3 separate regions of the Homo sapiens genome follow, and regions 1 and 2 are each linked to region 3. The links are chromatin contacts, found by Hi-C or POLR2A ChIA-PET in ENCODE. All regions are on one chromosome and are shown on one strand. The core of a region is the stretch at or near the end of the contact, and the rest is flanking DNA. Distances in the headings are between cores, read along the strand shown. Region 1 has its middle 51 kb from the start of MIR3125. Region 2 has its middle 22 kb from the start of MIR3125. Region 3 has its middle 190 kb from the start of MIR3125.

The links. Hi-C counts contacts between places; a loop is a spot of excess contacts on that map. ChIA-PET counts read pairs that join two places held with the same protein, here RNA polymerase II (POLR2A). Pooled maps may share reads with other maps.
Region 1: a map of endothelial cell of umbilical vein shows a loop between it and region 3 (5-fold over the local background). The contact joins two enhancer-like sites. A Hi-C loop is called at or near these places in 3 of 168 maps with a recorded cell type or tissue (A673, PC-3 and endothelial cell of umbilical vein) and 1 of 50 pooled maps.
Region 2: a pooled map shows a loop between it and region 3 (3-fold over the local background). The contact joins two enhancer-like sites. A Hi-C loop is called at or near these places in 2 of 168 maps with a recorded cell type or tissue (A673 and dorsolateral prefrontal cortex) and 2 of 50 pooled maps. POLR2A ChIA-PET finds 5 or more read pairs at or near these places in 2 of 52 experiments (CD4-positive, alpha-beta memory T cell and activated T-cell).

Annotation. Positions count from the first base shown.
Region 1 is chr2:12,786,695-12,790,036 of GRCh38, reverse strand. No RefSeq gene overlaps it. Among named protein-coding and RNA genes, the nearest start is that of MIR3125, 51 kb to the right of the region's middle. Within about 2 kb of position 2,041, at least 5 of the 41 ENCODE cell types and tissues checked have a DNase peak (open chromatin) inside an H3K27ac peak, as active enhancers do.
Region 2 is chr2:12,757,914-12,761,495 of GRCh38, reverse strand. No RefSeq gene overlaps it. Among named protein-coding and RNA genes, the nearest start is that of MIR3125, 22 kb to the right of the region's middle. Within about 2 kb of position 2,080, at least 3 of the 41 ENCODE cell types and tissues checked have a DNase peak (open chromatin) inside an H3K27ac peak, as active enhancers do.
Region 3 is chr2:12,930,629-12,933,969 of GRCh38, reverse strand. No RefSeq gene overlaps it. Among named protein-coding and RNA genes, the nearest start is that of MIR3125, 190 kb to the right of the region's middle. Within about 2 kb of position 1,614, at least 2 of the 41 ENCODE cell types and tissues checked have a DNase peak (open chromatin) inside an H3K27ac peak, as active enhancers do.

The sequences.
Region 1 (3,342 bases), core at 792-3,291, 140 kb after region 3:
GGTGTGGCGATTCTTCAGGGATCTAGAACTAGAAATACCATTTGACCCAGCCATCCCATTACTGGGTATATACCCAAAGGATTATAAATCATGCTGCTATAAAGACACATGCATATGTATGTTTATTACGGCACTATTCACAATAGCAAAGACTTGGAACCAACCCAAATGTCCAACAATGATAGACTGGATTAAGAAAATGTGGCACATATACACCATGGAATACTATGCAGCCATAAAAAAGGATGAGTTAATGTCCTTTGTAGGGACATGGAAGAAGCTGGAAACCATCATTCTCAGCAAACTATCACAAGGACAAAAAACCAAACACCGCATGTTCTCATCGGTGGGAACTGAACAAAGAGAACACATGGACACAGGAAGGGGAACATCACACACCAGGGACTGTTGTGGGGAGGGGGGAGGCGGGGAGGGATAGCATTAGGAGATATACCTAATGCTAAATGACGAGTGAATTGGTGCAGCACACCAACATGGCACATGTATACATATGTAACAAACCTGCATGTTGTGCACATGTACCCTAAAACTTAAAGTATAATAATAGAAAAAATAAGTTAATTTAAAAAAGAATCAAACTAAAGATGTCAAAAGTGAGGAATCTATGGTGTATAAAGAGAGGTATTGAATATGGAATCAGTTTAAACTTGGTGTCAAGTCAAAATAGATATTTTCAAAAGAAAAACTGCTTAATGTAAAATACCACTTATTGAAGTGTTATTGTTGAGGTTCACATTCATCCCCTAGTATCAATCCAATGTAAAGTATTTGCCTCTAACTTTGTTTTTTTCATTTTGGGGTTTGCAGTGAGAGCAGTTAGGAAAAACTTACTCATTTCTCTAAATAAACTGAATAATTATATTAATATTTTCCAAGATTTTGTGTGGATATTTTTCATGATTGCCCTTTACATATAAAACATTGATTTTTAAATTGGATCATTTCTCCTATAATTTAATAACTTAAAACCAATGCCTAGTTTCTGTGTTTTCATCTTGTCATCTAATGCAGAGATGGATATGACAACATGAGGCATTTTAGTGAGAATTAAATTGGAAAACGTGTGTGTAAAAATAACAACAATGAAGGAGCTCAAAAACTGTGACTTGTGTCTGAATGCATAATTTAATCAATATAGCAGCCCTCCCCAACATAGAAAAACACTCACTAAATATCCTTCTGACTCCACAGACCACAATTCCTTAGAGAACTGGAGCACTGTCTTTGCATCTTTGTCTGTCCAGGTCCAAGACAGTGCTTGGCAGCCAACCACCATTCAGGAGATCCATGTTGAATGCAGGCAGAAAAGGATTTAATCTCTTCCCCAGCTCCTCAGGAAGAGAGCTTGCTTAGAAAATATATTTCTAGTACACATTTGTTTCATATTAGTCTCTCACCAAGTCTATGCAACTGTGGGATCCCGGAGACACAGAAGGTCAAGTCCTTCTTGCTATTTACTGACTTGCCTGTCCAACAGTTCCCATCATGATAGTCTTTCCTGGAAAATATTTAGGAAGACTAAAGCTTTTCTTAGTCATCTATGTAAACACTCTCGGAACATTTAATACGTGGCTGACACCATGCTAGACATTTTCACAACGATTATCTCATTTAATTTGCACTGTGATTTTTAAGTTGGATAGTATCAACCATATTTTACAGATGAGAAATGAAGATTTAAACATGTTAAGTTATTTGCCCACAGCTAATAAATGTCAGAGCACAGTTCTTGAGCCCCAGTCTCTCTGACGCCATATCCAGGTCTCATTCCACTCCATTACAGCGCCTAACAAAGAACAACTTAGGAAAATATTGTCTTTCTGTTTCCCTTTCTCTCTTCTGTCCTTTCTCCAAACATTGCTCATACAATGGAATGGAATTCTAAGGAGAGAGAAATAAATTCTTTTCTTTTGGAACTCCTTTTCCTTTGGATTTGTTCCCGGTTCTTGTGTGAACCATGGTTCAACTTCCACATCCTCTCTTTGACCCTAACTTCCTCTCAGATCCTTTTTCCAACAATCCTCTCCCACCCCATGTGATGAATCACCTGGCTTGCCTCAAGACAGAGAATAACAGACTCCAACCACCCCATCATTGCCTATGGTTCCAGCTAGCCATATATGCAGCCCTACATGCCTTATTTGGGTGAGTGGATCTAAGACGGTAATAGGTTTCTAATCGTTTTAATATGTACGTCATTCAGCAGAATAAACTGGTCATACTTACTAGTATTAATTTATTCATTCATTTATTCACTAAATGTTCACTCTTAATAAAGCATTCTGTTAGACACAAGGAACTCAAAGGTAAATACATTATATTCTCTGCATAGTAGGATACTAAAAACTTGTAGGAGGTGCAAATGAGTAAGCATTACAAAATAATGTGGTAAATTATGTGAGAGGTAGATAGGGTATAGTAGTGTAAGCCTTATATGCTTTGAGATAAATTAACCAGAATTGGAAGCCTAGCTTTCACACTTACTTGGAAGTATGCTCTCATGCAAGTCTCTTAGTCTTTTTGAATTCCATTTTCCTCATCTGTAAAACTGGAATAAGAATTTCTACCCATATTGCCATTATGAAGATTAAATGAAATGACAGAGAACATGGCCAGAGAAAAAGAACCCAATATAACCCATATCCTATCCCATTAGAGAAGAGGAGTAATGATAATAAAGTATAATTTTTCTCAAAATGAAGCCCAAGTTGAGAAACCAAAAGACAGTAATTTTTGAGACTGAATTACACAAAAATTGAACTAACGTTGTTAGACTTTTGTGTTTGATCAAGTAAGACCTAAAATAACTACAATATTTGATATGGTTTGGCTGTGTCCCCACCCAAATATCATCTTGAACTGTAGCTCCCATAATTCCCACATGTTGTGGGAAGGACCTGGTGGGAGATAATTGAATCATGGGGTCAGTTCCCTCATATTGTTCTTGTGGTGGTGAATAGGTCTCAAGTTATCTATTGGTCTTATAAGGGGTTTCCCCTTTTGCTTGGCTTTCATCCTCTCTTGCTTGTCCCCAGGTAAGATGTACCTTTTGCCTTCCACCACGATTGTGAGGCCTTCCCAGCCACATGGGACTGTGATTCGATTAAACCTCTTTTTCTTTATACATTACCCAGTCTCAGGTATGTCCTTATTAGCAGCATGTGACAGACTAACACACTAAATTGCTACTGGTGGCACTGCTGTAAAGATACCCAAAAATGTGGAAGCAACTTTGGAACTGGGTAACGGATAGAGGTTGAGACAGTTTGGAGGGCTCAGAAGACAGAAAAATGTGGGAACGTTTGGAACTTCCTAGAGACT
Region 2 (3,582 bases), core at 831-3,330, 170 kb after region 3:
TCACCATCACTGATGTCAAAATTTTCTAAAGAAAACTTCTTTACAGTGACTTTCTCAATTACATTGACCTTATTTATGAGTCGTCATGGTCCCATCTCGTTACGAGACAGGAAGGAAACAGTCGCATCGAAGGGAAGATCGTTGTAGCTGATCTTCATCAGGGTCTGATAACATCTAAGTTGATTATTTAATTTGCAGCACAGTCATTTTTTCCTCAACACTCTCAGCTCTTAATAGCATGGCTCTCTCATTTGAATAACATTTTTAAAAGATGATGGATGGGTGCATTTTTCAAAAAAGACTCACAAAAGACATAAAAAGGCCACCAAGGGTGGCAGGGAAGGACCATCTGCTGATTCAGAAAAAAAAAATAATACATGAATGCCTCATAGACAAAAGTGGCTATGGCAAACTAAACAAGATTTCAGTATTAGCAAAAAGTGTGTTGTATAAGCAAAGTGTGTAACAAAGACAATGAGAATCTTGTACCCACTCTTCTATTTTTGCCTAAAGTGTTGAAACTCAGGGCTGAAATTGTGTCCTCAATGTTCATGTCTTTTCCCAGCTAGGATATCTAGTATCATACAATGATCACTCCTTTTTTGCCTTTTACCTGAGGTCAGGGATTTGAATTTCATTTTTTCTGTGTGTTATTTTGAGCTGCCAGGAATCATCTTTGCTATTAATTAATTTTGGAAAAAAAAACAATAAGTAGAATAAGGTCATAGAGATCTATATCAACTTAAAGAGAAAGAAAATGTGTAATCGACCTTTGGTCCTCCCACCGGCCTGTACATTCTCATCCTGTCTTTCTGTTGCCATTCTTTTTTATCCTGGTGGGACTGTCAATAATAGTGCCCTGTACCCCCTCCACAGGTGTTGACACCTGAGCACTAGCTACTAGTAAGGGTATCCCTATACGCTTGCCTCCAGTGACTTGTCCAGAGACAAGCAAGCAACTCAAGCAGAACCTACAAGATTCTTTCCTGAGAGTGGTATATAGATATAGGAAGAGGGAATGTTTCTTTCTGCTGGAAGGTTGTAAATCTGGGGCTGCCAACAGTCATATTATCTGCTATTTGGAGGTAGATTGTGACTAGTGAAGCCAAGCAGAGATAAGCAGAATGGCAAGGCAGAGAGAAAGGGAGAAAGAGAAAATCCTGATGTCCTCATTCAAGTTATTGGATCCTGACTTATTTGATAGAAGATTTCCAATATATTATATTGTTTCTATTGTTGTTGTCAAGAGAATTTAACTTTTTGCACTTACAGCTGAAGATTTTCTGAGTAATACAAGGAAAGAAGCAGGAACTCATTTAGTGGATTAACCAAAAAGAATTCTGACTTCAATGGCCTCAAAGTAGACCTTGAGGCATCTCTGTGGGACTCTAGTACTTCATGTAACCAATTTTAAAACCACCAGTATAGTAGTATAGATTCTAGAGCTCACCGGATTATAAACTCAATGAGGGCAAAACCATAGTTGGTACCTGTTTTATTCTCTACCATATTCTTGCACCTAGCACAGTGGCTGGGTGTAAATACACAAATACTTTGTATGTAGAGGGAATGATGGTGCTATTTTTTAATTTACATATTCTTAACAAAGTGGCGTGTTTCCCTTCTTAAATATGAATTGCTTCAAGAGCTGCTGAAAGGTTAATTTGGAAAACAATGTGTATGATGTCTAGCACTGTTCCCTTTGCCCTTCATCCCTCCAAAATTCAGTAGGTGTCTGTTGCATTTACTAGAATACACATGAGGTGGAATCAGGAGACCTGTATTTTAGGGTCAGCTCCATCATGGTGTCATTTTATGCAAGTCCTTCTCTTCACAGGGCACACATTTCTGCAGTGGTAACATGAGGGAGCTGAGCTGGATGAGCCCTGAGGTCCCTTCCAAGTCTGCCATTCCATGGCTTAGTATAGAGCAGGATATTGATGACTCACTTAGCAGGATAAACAAGTTCTCCCCATGTGCCGTCTGCTAAAGTAATGAGCGGAACTCTTTCTAAACAGAAAAAAATTTTCACACCAGACAGAATCCAAAACCTCTGAGGGTTAAATGAGGGGAAGCATAATACTAAGCAGATGAATCCTCTAAAATAATATTGCAACACCTCCTGGCATCCCATCCTAGTTTCCATAGGATCTCTCCTGAGCGATTTAACTGCCATGCATGGGGACACCTGAGGTCACTTCCAGCCCTGGCCCTGGCTCCACCGGTTGAGCATACCTTCTGCATTTTGTTGTTTCTGCCTATCAGGCCCATTAGGTACATGGAACACAAGGATTCCCTTACAATGGACTCCCAGGGAGCTTATGGGTCCACTGGCAGCCAGTTTGTAATTACTCCTTTTTCTCTCCTCTAAGGAAATGTCTGTCCCAGAGGTTCCCAGGAAGCAAATTAAGATAAACTAAAATGGCCATCAATTAATAATAATAATGTCATTATTGCATCTCTTGTGTACACTATACTAGGAAAACATTACATTAGACACACACATATCATCCCCAAGTTACAAATGAAGAAACTGAAACACAGAAAAGTTCAATAACTTGCCTAACATTATTCAGCTTCAAAGAGGCGAAACCAAAATTCAGACCAAGAACGTTTTACCCTATTCCTATGCTTTCAACCCCTGTCTTAGGCCATTCAGGCTTCTATCACAAAATACCATAGACTAGGTAGCATATAAAACAACAGAAATTGATTTCTCATGGTTCTGGAGGCTGGAAAATCCAAGATCAAGGCATCAGCAGATTCCGTGTCCAGTGAAGGCCCATTCCTCGTAGACAGCCGTCTTCTCACTGTCATCTCACATTGCTCAAGGGGTCGCGGGTTGCAATGGGGTTTCTTTCATAATGGCATTAATCCCATTAATGAGGGTTCTGCCTGCCCCCCTATGACCTAATCACCTCCCAAAGGCCTCACCTCCTATACCATCACTTAGGAAGTTAGGATATAAACATATGAATTGCATCCCCTATCATGTCTGTAGACATGTGAAGCCATGTTTTCCTTAGTATGTATAAAGAAATAAGCTTCTGGAAATTATTTTTTAAAAGGAAGAAACAATTTTCTCCAGGTGGTATAATACTGACAGTGTAAAGCATGAATCTTGGTGAAAGCAGCCACTTCATTAGACCTGGGATCCAGGGAGAACATGGCCCAAGTGGACCAAGTCCTGTTTAACTCCCTGAGCTGATAACATCAGATGGAATCCACTGTCAATGCGCCTGCATTGATTCTGCCCAGTTGGGGCTAGCCTTTTGGGGTGCTCTACAATATGAACACCTCAAAATTCAAGGCTCAGGCCCAGCTGTCAGCAAACCCAGAAGCAAAGGGTCATTTATCACCCCTTTTGGTACATATTTTAATTTTGGGAAATTAATCAATACTCAAGGATAGAGGTATCTTTGCAAAGAGTCTTCCTAGAAAGCCCCAGTCCCCATGAAACTATCTCCCTTCCTTAAGAATTTATACTCTCTGGCATGTTGTACCACCCATTTAATGCTAAGAACATGCTTTTTAGGCCCCCTAAAAGACTATAAGATGTAATTAGGCAACATCTATATCTAT
Region 3 (3,341 bases), core at 365-2,864:
AATTAAAATTATTTTTATGGCATATTTGGAAGGATAAAGTGTGAGATTGACCAGGATATTTTTAAGAAGAGTAATGAAAAAAGACTGGGATTATCATATTAAAACATCCTAAAGTTGTAACAATAAAACTCCTGTGGGATCATGCAAGGGAACCCAAGCAGTGAAAATATATAGAAAGTTAAGAAAGAGAAAAAAGTATTTATAAACATTGAGGGCATGTTGAGACGTTTGGTTTATTCATGAAGTAATGTCAGAACATCTGGTTACACTTCTGAAAAATAATGTGTAGTCCCTAATTTATTACCAAGTTAAATATTCCTATACTAAAATAAAATTTTAAAATATACATGTGTATATAAATATACATCTGCATTCTTATATAAAGGAATGAAAAAGCTTTACCAACTATGAATCCAGTTATTTACCAACTATTAAAAGAAAATATGAATAAATTGGATTACAAAAATGTTATATCAAAAGATGCCATAAATGTAATTGAAAGACAATGAACTGGCATAAAATCTGTAGTAATACGTAACAGCAAAGTTAATACTTTAAATAACTGTAGTAAAATGATACAAAAAAGTAAAACAAATCCTAGTGAAAAAAAATCATCAAAAAATGTGACTAGGAAAGGCATAAAAAGGATTATAAATATACTATATACTTATATATGTACATAATATAGAGGTAAAAAATTCAATCTCACTGAAAATATTTGCAAAGACAAAAAAAAATGGTGGCAGGAATGCTGGATTGTCAAGACTTTCCAGGAAACAGTTTAATATCATGTGTCAAAATAATACACTTTGACCCATAAATTCCATTTCCAGGCATCTATCTGCAAATAGTGCAAAAGAATTCTATTGCCATGTTGTTTACAAATGCAAAAATTGAAAAGAATCTAAATTATTCAATAGCTGGAAGTACTTATTTAAATTATGGTATATTTATACAGTGGAATTACATATCTATAAAAATGAAAAGTTATATAGGCATATTCCTCAATATAGAAAATCTCCTTCCAGGACACTAGATGTCAGCTACATGAATGCAGTTTTTATGTATTCTGTTCACTATCATAGCTCTAGAGCCTAGACTCAAGCACAAAGTACGCTGTCAATAAATACATTTTGAAAACATGTTTGTTAAACGTGGTAGCCAGAATTCTAAAATGCCCCTTGACTTTTGCCCCAGTGGCATTCCCAGGATATACTACATTACACAGCAAAAGGGATTTTGCAGATGTCATTATGGTTACTTATCAGTTGATCTTAAGATAGGGGAGGTCATCTTGGTAGACCTAACCTAATGGTAAGAGCCCTTTGAAAATAGGAATTTTCCCAGATAATAGTAGAAGAGAAGTTTCGAGAGATTAGAAGTGGGGAGAGATTTGACCTGGAGGCGGCTGTCCATTGCTGAGATAGAGGGTCATTGTCAAGGACCTGAGAGGAGCCTCTAGGAGCAAAATTGGTCCGTGGCCAGCACCCAGCAAGAATAAAAAAGGTCCTCAGTTTTGCAGTGACAAAAAACTCAAGTCTGCCCAAGACCAGAATGAGCTTGGAAGCAGATTCTTCCCCAGGGCCTCCAGATAAGAGCCCAGCTGGGCACATTATCTTGACTTTGTCCTTGTGAGATCCTAAGCAGAGAATCCAATCGAGCCTGCCTGGAAATCTGACCTGCAGAACTATGAGATAAATGGGAGTTGTTTTCAGCTAAATTTGTGATAAGTTGGTGTTTAGCAATAGGAAGCTAATAAATTAGACAAAATAAGAAAGTTACAAACAGCATATACAGTATGATTCCCTTTTTTGTTTATATATTCATGTATTTACGAGTTTATAGAAGAAGACCAACTGAAACATATGCACAAAGATGTTAGCAGTAGGGTTTTGGTTGCTAAATTAAATTAAATTGAACAGACCTAGTTTCATTTAACTAGTAGACATCTGGGAAGTCTGATACCCATGATTGTCATGGGCTAAATCTCGTGCAAATAAACTTAAGCCCTTTTCAAATGACACTTGACCATTGGAATTAATCTCTTCTTGCTGTTTGTTCACAGAGAAGTATAGTTCTGGCTGTGAGATCTCAAAAATCAGAGTTCAAATCCTAACTTCACTGCTTAGGAGGTTTTTAAACTAGGGTGTTTTAAATAACCTCTTATAGTTTTAGTTTCCTTCCATCTGAAATCTGAATGAGAATACTCACCAGTGAGGATCATTATGAAGATTCAATGGGATGATAAATGCAGAGGACATAGTACCACCATTACTAAGTACCTGGCCAACTCTGCCACCTACATTCACTAGTTGTTGTTCTTAACGCTTTGATAAGCATTGAGCTCCTTTAAGAGTTTCCAATTTGGTCTTTCCCAGGATCTTTCTGTGAGCATGTCATAGTATTCTCTAGTGTCTAGCACAGTGCCTGGCAAATACCAAGTGCTTAGTAACAACTTCTGGTTCAATTAATTCACGAATGAGTAAAATGAATATTGGTAAAGTTGAATGCTTGGCTCCCAAGACAATGCAGATTGCAGTCACACAGCACTACCACGAGATGTCAGTATAAATAGGAAAGCTCTACAATTCAGGACTATTCTGGACCATCTTCCCCATCCCTCTTCTAGGGCTCCCGGGAAAACACACAACTGCATTACTGAAGGCAGAGAGCAACCTGCCAGGACTTTGCTCACCTCTCTCCTATTTTCACTGTGTGGTTTAATGCCTTAAAAACACAATTCCTGATGTACAGAGAAAAAAATATCTCTGCTGAGCTTGCCCTAAATAAAGACCCAAGAGACCTCATTTGGGGCCACTTCTGTATGCACACCCTCTTTCCTGTCCCTGCCTTAAATCTACATTTTGGGCTTGGATAAGGAGGTGGTGCCATAAGGAAGAACATGCAGAGTCAAATTCTGATTCCTTTACTTACTAGTTGTGTGTGTGTGCAAGTTTCTCAACTTTTCTGAGCTTCATTTTGTCATATGAAAAAATAAGAAAACCAATATATAGAGATTACTGGTGCAATGTTGCAACCATGCAGATTTAAGCAGAATAGCCTTCTCTAAAGACTAATTCCAAGACTGTCCTGGAATCAAAAGGAAGTATTTTCTTTGCAACTCTGGATGGATATGGACAGTAAGCCCACAACTACTTGGCCTAGAGCATTCTATCTCCAACAGGTGCACAAGTCTCTGAAAAAGGCTTACTTTGACATGGCCCCCAATGGTAATTTACACTTGCAAAAACACACTCTATGGAGCACAGAGATTGTTCCTCAGCTCAGCAGACTCTAAAAAAAGGGTATGGATGTCATTGTCTCTCTGGCTTCCTGTGGTC